Linked DNA regions of Homo sapiens: regions 1 and 3 are each linked to region 2. The links are chromatin contacts, found by Hi-C or POLR2A ChIA-PET in ENCODE. All regions are on one chromosome and are shown on one strand. The core of a region is the stretch at or near the end of the contact, and the rest is flanking DNA. Distances in the headings are between cores, read along the strand shown.

What was found. A loop is a pair of places that touch in the nucleus more often than their neighbours do. ChIA-PET counts read pairs that join two places held with the same protein, here RNA polymerase II (POLR2A). Pooled maps may share reads with other maps.
Region 1: a loop to region 2 is called in a map of naive thymus-derived CD4-positive, alpha-beta T cell, with 4 times the contacts of the local background. The contact joins the enhancer-like site here to the promoter of NT5M in region 2. A Hi-C loop is called at or near these places in 1 of 168 maps with a recorded cell type or tissue (naive thymus-derived CD4-positive, alpha-beta T cell), 1 of 37 single-sample maps with no recorded cell type and 5 of 50 pooled maps.
Region 3: a map of naive thymus-derived CD4-positive, alpha-beta T cell shows a loop between it and region 2 (7-fold over the local background). The contact joins the promoter of TOM1L2 here to the promoter of NT5M in region 2. A Hi-C loop is called at or near these places in 2 of 168 maps with a recorded cell type or tissue (both naive thymus-derived CD4-positive, alpha-beta T cell) and 10 of 50 pooled maps. POLR2A ChIA-PET finds 5 or more read pairs at or near these places in 1 of 52 experiments (activated CD4-positive, alpha-beta T cell).

What each region holds. Positions count from the first base shown.
Region 1 is chr17:16,587,956-16,591,824 of GRCh38, reverse strand. No RefSeq gene overlaps it. Among named protein-coding and RNA genes, the nearest start is that of ZNF287, 21 kb to the right of the region's middle. RefSeq lists an enhancer at 2,616-2,685. Within about 2 kb of position 2,369, at least 18 of the 41 ENCODE cell types and tissues checked have a DNase peak (open chromatin) inside an H3K27ac peak, as active enhancers do.
Region 2 is chr17:17,301,629-17,305,077 of GRCh38, reverse strand. NT5M (5',3'-nucleotidase, mitochondrial) reads right to left here and starts at 1,705. Exons shown (of 5, transcript NM_020201.4): 1 at 1,261-1,705. The coding sequence starts at 1,527. RefSeq lists silencers at 1,136-1,325, 1,456-1,555, 1,606-1,775.
Region 3 is chr17:17,970,092-17,973,649 of GRCh38, reverse strand. It overlaps TOM1L2 (target of myb1 like 2 membrane trafficking protein), which reads left to right and starts at 1,250. Exons shown (of 15, transcript NM_001082968.2): 1 at 1,250-1,388. The coding sequence starts at 1,337. DRC3 (dynein regulatory complex subunit 3) reads right to left here and starts at 788. Exons shown (of 14, transcript NM_031294.4): 1 at 676-788. RefSeq lists enhancers at 497-816, 1,188-1,757 and a silencer at 1,497-1,546.

The DNA of each region.
Region 1 (3,869 bases), core at 1,120-3,619, 710 kb after region 2:
CTTATGAAGTCTTTTTCACAAATACTAGGGTAATGCTGTCCTCATAGAAAGGGTTAGGATCGGTTATCTTCTATTTTGGGGTGTAGGACAGATGGTTAGAGTTTGAGATGGATTGGTGTTAATTCTTCTGCAAATGTTTTGTAGAAATTGCCAGTGAAGCCATTTGGCCCTGGCCCTTTTTGTTGTTAAAAGGTTTCTGATTCATTCTATTTATTTAAAAAGATATCCTGGCCGGGCGCAGTGGCTCACGCCTGTAATCCCACGACTTTGGGAGGCCGAGGCGGGCGGATCACGAGGTCAGGAGTTCAAGACCAGTCTGACCAACATGGTGAAACCCCATCTCTACTAAAAATACAAAAATTAGCCAGGTGTGGTGGCACACACCTGTAATTTCAGCTACTCAGGAGGCTGAGGCAGGAGAATTGCTTGAACCTGAGAGGCCAAGATTGCAGTGAGCCAAGATCGTGCCACTGCACTCAAGCCTGGGTGACAGAGTGAGACTCTGTCTCAAAAAAAAAAAAAAAAAAAAGATATCCTTAGATTCTCCATTTCTTCTTCAATCTGTTTTGGAAGTCTGAGTGCTTCTAAGAATTTATCCTTGGGAGGCCGAGGAGGGTGGATCATGAGGTCAAGAGATTGAGACCATCCTGGCCAACATGGTGAAACCCCGTCTCTACTAGAAATACAAAAATTAGCTGGGAGTGGTGGTGCACGCCTGTTGTCCCAACTACTCAGGAGGCTGAGGCAGGAGAAACGCTTGAACCCGGGAGGCAGAGGCAGAGGTTGCAGTGAGCCAAGATCGTGCCACTGCACTCCAGCCTGATGACAGTGTGAGACTCTGTCTCAAAATGTATCCATTTCATCTAGATTACCTACTTTGTTGGGATACAATTGATTTAATATTCTCTTATAATTCTGTGTATTTCTTCAAAATCAATAGTCACGTCCCCACTTTTATTTCTGATTTAATGTTTTAGTTTTATATAAATTTTCATATTGCAATAATTTTATTATATTACTGTTAAATATTGTTAAATAATTAGGAAAAATAATAAAATAACAGTGTTTTAATAATCTTTCTCTTCTTACTCTACCTGAAGTTTTGTCAATTTTCTTGACCTTTTCAAAGGACCAACTTTGGGTTTTGTTGATTTTTTCCCTATTTTTCTATCCTCTATTTTGTTTAACTATGCTCTAATCTTTATTATTTCCTTCTGTCTTAGTCCATTTGTGCTTCTACAACAAAATACCACAGGCCACATAATTTATTTTTCAAAAATCAGAAATTTATTTTCTTACAGTTCTGGAGGCTGGGAAGTCCAAGATCAAGGTGCCAGCATCTTGTGAGGGCCTTCTTGCTATGTTATCCCATGGGAGAAAGCAGAAGGGCCAAGAAAAGGGAAGAGAGAGCAAGAGAGTGCTGAACTTGTCCTTTTGAAAGGAACACACTCCCTTAATAATGGCATTAATCCACTCATGAGGACAGAGTCCTCATGGCCTAATCACCTCTTAAAAGTCTTACCTCTTACCCCTGTTACATTGGAGATTAAGTTTCCAACACATGGACATTGGAGGACACATTTAAACTATAGCATCTTCCTTCTCCTAACTTTGGGTTTTGTTTTCTCTTCTTTATCCAGCTCCTTAAGGTGTAAAGTTAGGTTATTTATCTGATATCTTTGTTTTTTAAAGGTAAATGTTTACTCGTAAAATTTTCCCTTTGAAACTGCTTTCACTGATTGTCATAGTTTTGGTATGTTGTGCTTCATTTTCATTTGTCTCATCGTATTTTCCAATTTCCCATGTTATTTTTTCTTTGACCATTGGTTGTTTAAGAGTGTGTTGTTTAATTCTCACGTATTTGTGAATGTTCCAGTTTTCCTTCTGTTAATGTTTCCTTATATTGTGGTTATAGAAAATATTGTATTACTTCAGTCTTTTAAAATTGATTGAGACTAGCTTTGTGACCTAATTTGTGGTCTAATCTGGAGACTGTTCCATGCGTGTTAGAGAATACTAGAGGATATTCTGAAGCTGTTGGGTGGAGTGTAACGGCTTTGAATAATCTGAAGTTCAGTAGTTAAAGAGGATGGCCAGGGCCAGGCATAGTGGCTCACGCCTGTAATTCCAGCACTTTGGGAGGCCGAGGCGGGTGGATCACCTGAGGTCAGGACTTCCAAACCAGCCTGGCCAACATGGCGAAACCGCGTCTCTACTGAAAATACCAAAAAGCAATAGAGGATGGCCGGAGGGAGCCCAAGTCCCTAAAACGCAAAGCTCCCTGCACTGCACCTAGAGGGCCGCAAGAGGGCGCGCGAACCCGCCCTGGCTGACTTGCCGGCGCGCATGCGTGTTCCGCCTGCGGACTGCCTTGTCTGCAGTGAGGCAGAGCGCTGCGTTCCTTGAGGACCCCGGGGAGGCGCGGTCGCGGCTTCGTGACAACCTGGGGCCGAGTCCTCCGTGAGGAAACAGCCTGTGCGGGCCCTGACGGCTGTGGAGGGAGCTGTTCCCCGGCTTCTCCAGGGACATTTTTCGGGGCTTTCTGCATGGTGCCTGGGTTTCTGCCTCACTCGCGCGCGGTGCCCCGCAGGGCCTCTGGCCAGTTCCCTCTCGCAGGGAGCGGCGGAACTCCCGGTGTCCTGGCGCGAGGTGGCGGCTTCTGGGAGAAGTCCCCAGACCCTCCGAGGAGGAGGAATCGCTGACGGCGGGAAGGGGGTGGGCGGAATCCCAGGCCGCTCCGTCCCTGTGAGCCCGGCGGGACCGGGAGACCGGCGCTCCCCTCCCGTGGACCGGCCTCTGTGAAGCCTTTAAGGTTCGTTTTTGCTACAACGTGAAAGTAGTTTAAAAACATAAGAAACTGTAAAGTGAGTGTATTAAAACTCGCATCATTCCTGGCCAACATGATGAAACCCCGTCTCTACTATAAATTCAAAAATAAGCCGGGCGTGGTGGCGCACGCCTGTAGTCCCAGCTACAGGGGAGGCTGAGGCACAATTGCTTGAACCCAGGAGGTGGAGGTAGCAGTGAGCCAAGATCACACCACTGCACTCCAGCCTGAGCGACAGAGGGAGACTCTGTCTCCAAAAGAAAAAGAAATCTGAGCGTAGATGCAAACTGAGACACTGAGACTTCCTCCTTGTAGTAGTCAGGACCAGGCGATTGAAGTAATTCTGTCCTGTGGGGTTCGGCATCATGCACGTTTCCCCTGGGCCGTCCTCTGATGCAGGGCACTTGCTCCACACTCTGGGAACCCAGATTCACCAGTCTGCCCTGTCACATAGTTGAAGGAGTTGCATTTATCTTTCTGGCTCCCAATTCCTTTAAAATTACATTTGTTGCAGAACCTCCACAAGGCGAAATGAAATAAAATTACATTTGTGACCATCAGAGAACTGAAGGAACTATTAACTGGCCGTCCTGGTTTTGCTGAGATCAGGCTGTTGACAGCTCCTGGTTGGCCCACAGCTACCTATGTCAGTTATCTCCATTAACATTTCCAAGAATCTTTGTAGGACAATTTCTCCACCTGCAAGTTCTTTCAAGTAGAACCCTTCTTTCCTTTAAGGCAATTAGCCCATTGCCAAAAGGTTTTACTGTCTTAAAGCTGGAACTGTCTTTCTGAGATCTAATTCCAGGGACTTCTCCACAGCTAAGTGAGGTGCCTCACACCAGTATTAGGTGATTCTTTGTGTGGACAGAACAGAGCATTTTCATCTTGTGTTTAAAGCAATTTCTTGGCTTCGGCTCCTCACCACTTTCTATACCAGTCTCCCATTCACGTCCCTAGTAATGCCTATGCAAAAAAAAAAAGAAAAAAGAAAGAAAAAGAAAAAGCTGACGGTGAAACCTACAGGTTTAAGGGCTTAAAT
Region 2 (3,449 bases), core at 456-2,955:
CACTCGCCACACACTGGAGCCTATTCCTGAGGCTGCAGAAAGTACCAGGGCATTTTCTCCAGTTTAAAGTTTATCATTAGGCATCCGCTGTAGAAGAGCTCAGCACACTGGGCTCTGTGAAAGTCACCTTCTGAAGTGCCTGGTGTTGATGGAGACAAACGGTACTTGGTTTCCTTTTTTAACACCTGTCCCTCAACAAACCACATTACTGATGAGGCATCTTTCTGATGTCAGAAGAAATGTCACTTGTTAGAGACAGTAGTACAGAGAACAGGACTGTGGAGTGGGGAGCACTAACTGTGCTTGGGAGGCAGACAGACTTGGGTTTGAGTCCTGACTGAGCCCCTGAGCAGCATGTGACTTGGGGCAAGTTTCCTCATCTGGAAAACAGAGATAATAATATCTACCCAACAAAAGAGAGGATGCAGTGAACTTGTGGCTAAAAAACGGGCTCTTGTAACTTCCTTCTCCTCTTTATCAAACCCTCCAGCAGCAACCCTAGGTGGCCAATCAAGGGATGCCAAAAAACACTCAGCCTCTTTAATTTTGTGCATACCAAAATCCCCTGTTCCTTTTGCAAAATACTTCAAATTTACCAACCAAGATCTGTGTGTAAACGTCCCTCCTTGGATCTTTCCCCTCTATCCATCCTGGACAGAACACCTCGGGAGTCGGATGGTAGGGGTTGAGCTCAGGTGTTCAGCAAGGCCAGCTCTGCAAGGGGATAAGACATGAGGTGGATCCCACCTCACCTGGACCACTGACTCACTGTGTGACCCCCAGAAAGTCACACAACCTCTCTGGGCCTCAAATACCCCTGGAAGCTATGCTTTCATGGACAACAGTAAAAAAGATGGGTAAAGACACCCATCAAAGTCCTGGGGACAAAGAAGTGGGAATGTGACTGCGGTCGGGGTGAAAGAGGACAACTTATAACGTTTATTTTTCTAAAAATTTAACAAACGACTTGAGGCCAAATATGCCACAAATTTTGAAGTCAGCTTTAAATGCAGAGTTAGGTATATTAACACTTTGTACTCTCCCGCATTTTCAGAAACCTTGGATGGCAGCCAACAGATCCTGAGCGCGGGGCCGCATCTTCCCGGTGCGCTGTGGCCCCTAGTCCCCCCCAGACCCTATTCTATCAGAGGGCCACCCCGAGGCTGGGGCGCTGACCGTCCAAGGTCACCGGCGCAGGGGCGGTGTCTGGGGCTCGGGGCGAGAAGGAGGCCCGGCGCGGGGCGGGGCGGGGACGCTCACGCTCAGCCCTGGCCGCAGGCGGCCGTACTGCTCCGACACCCAGAAGCCGCGCCGGTCCTCCAGCGCGATGAAGGGCTGGTCGGGAAAGCGCGCGCGGAACTTCCTGAGGAATCCGCCCTCGAAGTCAGCCAGCACGCCGTCCATGTCCACCAGCACCCGTAGGGCGCGGCCTCCCGCCAGGCCCAGCCCGCCCGCCGCCCCGCGCCGCCCCGCGGGAACCGCCGCGCTGCAGAGCCGCCGCGCACACCAGCCGCCCAGCCGGATCATGGCCCAGCGCGCTGGCCCGTCGTGGGCGCGGGGACCTGGGCCGCGCCGTGCTGCCGGAGCCGGCCAGACATTCCCGCCGCGGAGGAGAAGCCCCCAACGCTGGGGCGCGCGTGGAGCGCGGGACGGGGAGCGGGGCGGGGAGCGCGGGGTGCGGGCGCGCAAGTACCGGCCCCAGAGCGAGGCCGCGGCGCGCGCGGTCCCTAAAGGAACACGCGCCGGCGGAGGCGGAGCCCCGGGGCGGGGCTTCGAGGACGGACAGCGGTAAGCGCCGCGCGCCTCCAGAAGGTCCGCGCTCCCGCGCTGTCGATTTGCGTCTTCTCCGTGGACCCTGGGCCCGGGCTGCCTTCTCCCACTGCACAGACTACCATGGAGGAGCAGTGCAAACCGAGAAGCAGGCCTGTGTCGTTAGACATTTTTGAGCACTAACTGTGTCGAGTGTGAACCAAATAGACAAAGTTCCTGCCATCCTGGAACTTACGTTTTAGAAGGGGATCCAGACAACAGGATGGAGGAACAAAAACAGGGTGCACTCTGAAAGCCTCTCTGCTTTATTTACAGCAAATGTCTGCGGAGAGACTGATAGAACCAATATCTGCTAACATCATACAGCCTTAGTAAAACTGATGATTCTCAGGTAAATATATGAATAAATATTAAGTACCCCTGTATTGCTTTTTTTTTTTTTTTTTTTTGGAGACGGGGTCTTGCTCTGTTACCCAGGGTGGAAGCAGTGGCATGATCTCGGTTCCCTGCAGCCTTGAGTTTCTGGGCCCAAGGGATCGTCCTGCTTCTGCCTCCTGAGTAGCTGGGACCACAGGGGCCTGCCACCACACCCTGGTAATTTTTTTTTTTTTTTTTTTTTTTTTGAGACAGGAGTCTTCCTATGTTGGGCTCAAACGATCCTCCCACCTCAGCCTCCCAAAGTGCTGGGATTACAGGCGTGAGCCACCGCGCCCGGCCTCTTTTCAACTTTTAAGTACAGGGATACATGTGCAGATTTGTTATATAAATTGACTGTCTTGGGGGTTTAGTGTACAGATTATTATTACCCAGGTAATAAGCGTAGTTCCTGATAGGTAGTTTTTCCATCCTCACCCTCCTCCCACTCTCCACCCTCAAGTAGGTCACCGTGTCTGTTGTCCCCATCATTACGTCCATGTTTACTTAATGTTTAGTTCCCGCTTTTAAGTGAGAGCATGAGGTATTTAATTTTCTGTTCCTGTGTTTGCTTAGGATAATTGTCTCCAGCTCCATCCATATGGCTGCAAAAGACATGATCTTATTCTTTTTTTATGACTGTGAAGTATTCTATGGTATATATGTACCACATTCTCTCCCTTTTTTTTTTTTTTTTCTTGATAGGGAGTCTTGCTCTTGTTGCCCAGGCTGGAGTGCAGTGGCAGGATCTCGGCTCACTGCAACCTCCACCTCCCAGGTTCAAGCGATTCCCCTGCCTCAGCCTCCCAAGTGGCTGGGATTACAGGCGCCCACCACCACACCCAGCTTTTTTGCATTTTTAGTAGAGACAGGGTTTCACTATGTTAGCCAGGCTGATCTCCAACTCCTGACCTTGTGATCTGCCCGCCTCGGCCTCCCAAAGTGCCGGGGTTACAGGTGTGAGCCACCGCACCCGGCCGATTTTTGTATTTTTAGTAGAGACAGGGTTTCACCATGTTGGCCAGGCTGGCCTCAAACTCCTGACCTCAGGTGATCCGCCCCACCCCCCTCGGCCTCCCAAAGTGCTGGGATTAAAGGCGTGAGCCACTGCACCCAGCCTGTGTTACAGCTCTTTTAGCCCCACCATTTGGCAGGTCCCGAGTTCTTGTCCTGCATCCAGGAAGAATGGGGTAGGCAGACAAGTGGAGAGTGAGCAAGACGAAGAGGAGCTTTATTGAGCAACAGAATACTTCAGAAGAGACCTG
Region 3 (3,558 bases), core at 1-2,500, 670 kb before region 2:
AAAATAAAAAATAAATAAATAAATAAATAATGAACAAAATTTTTCTTAAAAAAGAATAAAATCAATCACTTACTGAATGCTTACTGTGTGCTCAGTGCACATGCATTATTTAAGTACATGTAAGCTCCGGAGGCCATAAAAAGGGAGTCCTAATGCCCTTATTTCCCAGCTAGGGAACCTGAGGCTCCAGGGAGGTAAAGGAACTTGTCCAAAGTCGTACAATGAGTTACTGACAGAGACGGATACAGAACTTGAGTAGCCGTATTCACATCCAAAGCGGTATATACAGTACCAAGATGAAATCATTTGATAGTTATGAGGTCAGTTATGATGGCTAAATTCTGGGAAAAGTTATCAGTGGACCGGGTACCTCTCTTTCTATGAAAGGAGGCTGGAAGACGGAACCCCTTAAAAATCCATTCTGGCCCTGCTCCCTCGGGAAATGCTTCCTTAGTATTTTTTTTTTTTTTTATTCAAAAGCTTGACAAGCCCAGGACTAAAGTGTCTTGGCTGTCTCACACGACTGTAAAGTGGCTGGGAGAGGACCTACGTGCTCATTTTATAAATGAGAAGGGCCGGGCCGGCGTTCTCCGAGAAAAAGGTCACAGGAAAGAGTTACGTCGGGCACTATCTGTCCCTGCAAGTCCTCCGGGAGCCTCAGCTCCCAGGTCTCACCTTCTCAAGCGCTGGGAACTCGGCGGTTCCACGCAGCAGACGCGTCTCCCGGTTGCTGGGGAACCAAGCGCCGCGACTTGGTTGCTAAGGGGAAGTCAGAAGGGAGACATCCTGGGTGAAAGTTGACAAGTCACGTGACCACATCTCCGTGTGGTGAAACACTCCTTACACCAACCAGCCGTAGAGAAAACAAATGTTTCTCCAATCAGTACTTTCTATGGGCGGGGATATTCCTAGATTCACCTCTGTTCCGTCCATTTGCGTGATTGACTCGTCTTTTGTCCAATAATAGTAAGAATCCTTTAGATTGACCAATATACAGAGGAATCAAAATGCGCAGCTTCCCCTTTGGGGGCGGGCCAGGGGAGGTGCCGCCACGGCTGACAGGGACTCCGGTGACCTAGCTCGCTCCTCCGCCCAATCGGACGCTGCGGGGTGGGTGGGGGCTTTGCTGACAGAGGTGTAACGACCAATAGGAGGCGGGCTTCGTAGGTGTCCCCCAATAGAGACGCGGCAAGGGGGCGGGGCCAAAGGCCCTAAGCTCGGCGTTCCAGAGAGTGGGGAGGGGGCAAGTGTCAGTCAGGACGGGAGTCCGGCGGGTTACAGCGGAGGCCTAGGTGGCAGACAGGGGGCCCGGGCCGCTGCGTGTTGTCCACCCAAGATGGAGTTCCTCCTGGGGAACCCGTTCAGCACACCAGTGGGGCAGTGCCTCGGTAAGGCCGCGTGTGGGGCAGGAGGCTGGGCAACGGCGGCCGCTGATCCGGCTGGTGAGGACCGCGGGCCTCCGCCGGGCGCCGGTGCCACTTCACGAGCGGGCTGGGCCTCCGCCAGCCGCGGGTGCCACTCCACGAGCGGGCTGGGCATCCTGGTCGTCGGGCCTTTGCCGGGCGCTTGTGCCACCTCACGGGCGGGCTGGGCATCCTGGTCGTCTGGCCTTCACTGGGCGTCGGTGCCACCTCACGGGCGGGTTGGGCATCCTGGTCGTCGGGCGTTCGCCGGGCGCCGGTGCCACCTCCCGGGGGGGCTGGGCCTTCGCCGGGTGCCGGTGCTATCCCACGGGCAGGCAGGGCATCTGTGTCCTCGGGCCTCCTCCCGGGCACTGGTGCCACCTCACGGGCGCGCCAGTGCCACTCTGCCAGGAGGCACCCCTGAGGCCCAACTTGGACTCGGAGATGCCCCAGGCTTCCCTGCCCATCAAGGCTCAGCCCTTCCTTTTGCTGCTAGAGGTGGTGCCAACTGCTGGTCTGCTTCCCCAATGCGCTTTGGGAGATGCCACTGCATGTGTCTTTATCCAGCCCAGCAGGCTCACTGCCACTGCCCCAAGGACCCAGTTCTCCCAAACCCTTTGTGGGATGTCACCTTCTTCTCCATCTTTGTCCCTCCTCTTCGGTACCAGCAACCCTCAGACTGGGCACCCTCCCAGAAATGCCCCCTGCTCCGGGACTTGCTAATTTGAGCTGCAACTCAGCTGTGCTGTAGGAGGGACTGGGATAGGAGGAGGGGCTCTTGGAGGGTGATTATCTTGGCAGGGGGATGGCATGCCTGCAGTGCCTCCCAGGAAAGAAGGGAGGCTGTGTTATTTAATGATAAGAGCCCTGGACTGGGAATCATGGAAGCCTGGACTCTAGCAGTGGTTTTGTCAGTGACTCCATATGACCTTGTGCCCTTTCTGGTTTGAAGTTCCCCTGTCTGTCAAAGTGTTTGGAGATGAGATGTGATAGATCCCTTAAAGTTCTCAAGTTTTGATATTCTTTGTAGTACTCTGCACATTGACTGTTGCTTCCTCCCCCACCTCATATTAAGTTTACCAAAGCTGAAATCTTTTGTTGGCAATGTAGAGAGAATGGTACTCAGCATTATCTGTTAATCCTATAGGGGGGATGTGGACACCTGGGGACACCAGAGATGGCCAGAATCATGGATAAGGAAAGCCCAAAGTGTAGGTAAAGGAATACTGAAATGGCCACCATATGGGACTTCCTTACTAAGAAAGCAACTTGCCTTTTTACCCAAGGCAGTGGCTTATGCCACTTGATCAGTCAAGAATGCTGATTAGTTTGTTTGAAAACTGGATTCCTCCTGGTTGGTTGAAGGACTGGTAAAACGTCTTTTATGAGCCAGGATCTTTGGTGTTCTTATGGGCCTGATTTCAGCAGTAGTGATTTGTTTATTTTCTGCTTTGCTTATGAAATTTTAGCTTACTTTCCAGCCTTTAGTGGAGCCTATAAACTTATTGAGGTCTCTCCTGTTGGCTAATTAGCATTTAGGAGCCTTTCTTTACTTTCTGGCGTAGTATCTTTTATAATGCATGAGGGACCCCAAAAGAGTGTTTTCCCACCTTTTTGACATCTTGTCTCTTGCTGCCCACTGGAGAGTCTCTGGATTCTCACTTCCTTACTTCTTCCCCATGTCCTTTTCCACTCTCTTCAGGTGCTCTTGCATGGCAGCCACACTCCAAAAACTAATTTCCAGCCAGTTAATGGAGGGAGCCAGAAAACTTGCGAGAATTGTTTTCCTTTCTGTCCCCTTTATAATAGGAAGCTCTACACCTTTAAAATGACAAGGTAGTAAATGAGGGGTAGAAGTTAAAGGGGATTTAAAATACAAATGTGGTTGGGTGCGGTGGCTCACGCCTGTAATCTCAGCACTTTGGGAGGTTGAGGCGGGCGGATCACAAGGTCAGGAGATCGAGACCATCTTGGCTAACACGGTGAAACCCCGTCTCTACTAAAAATCCAAAAAAAAAAAGAAAATTAGCCAGGCGTGGTGGCATGCGCCTGTAGTCCCAGCTACTCGGGAGGCTGAGGCAGGAGAATTGCTTGAACCCGGGAGGCGGAGTTTGCAGTGAGCTGAGATTGTGCCACTGCACTCCAGCCTGGGCGA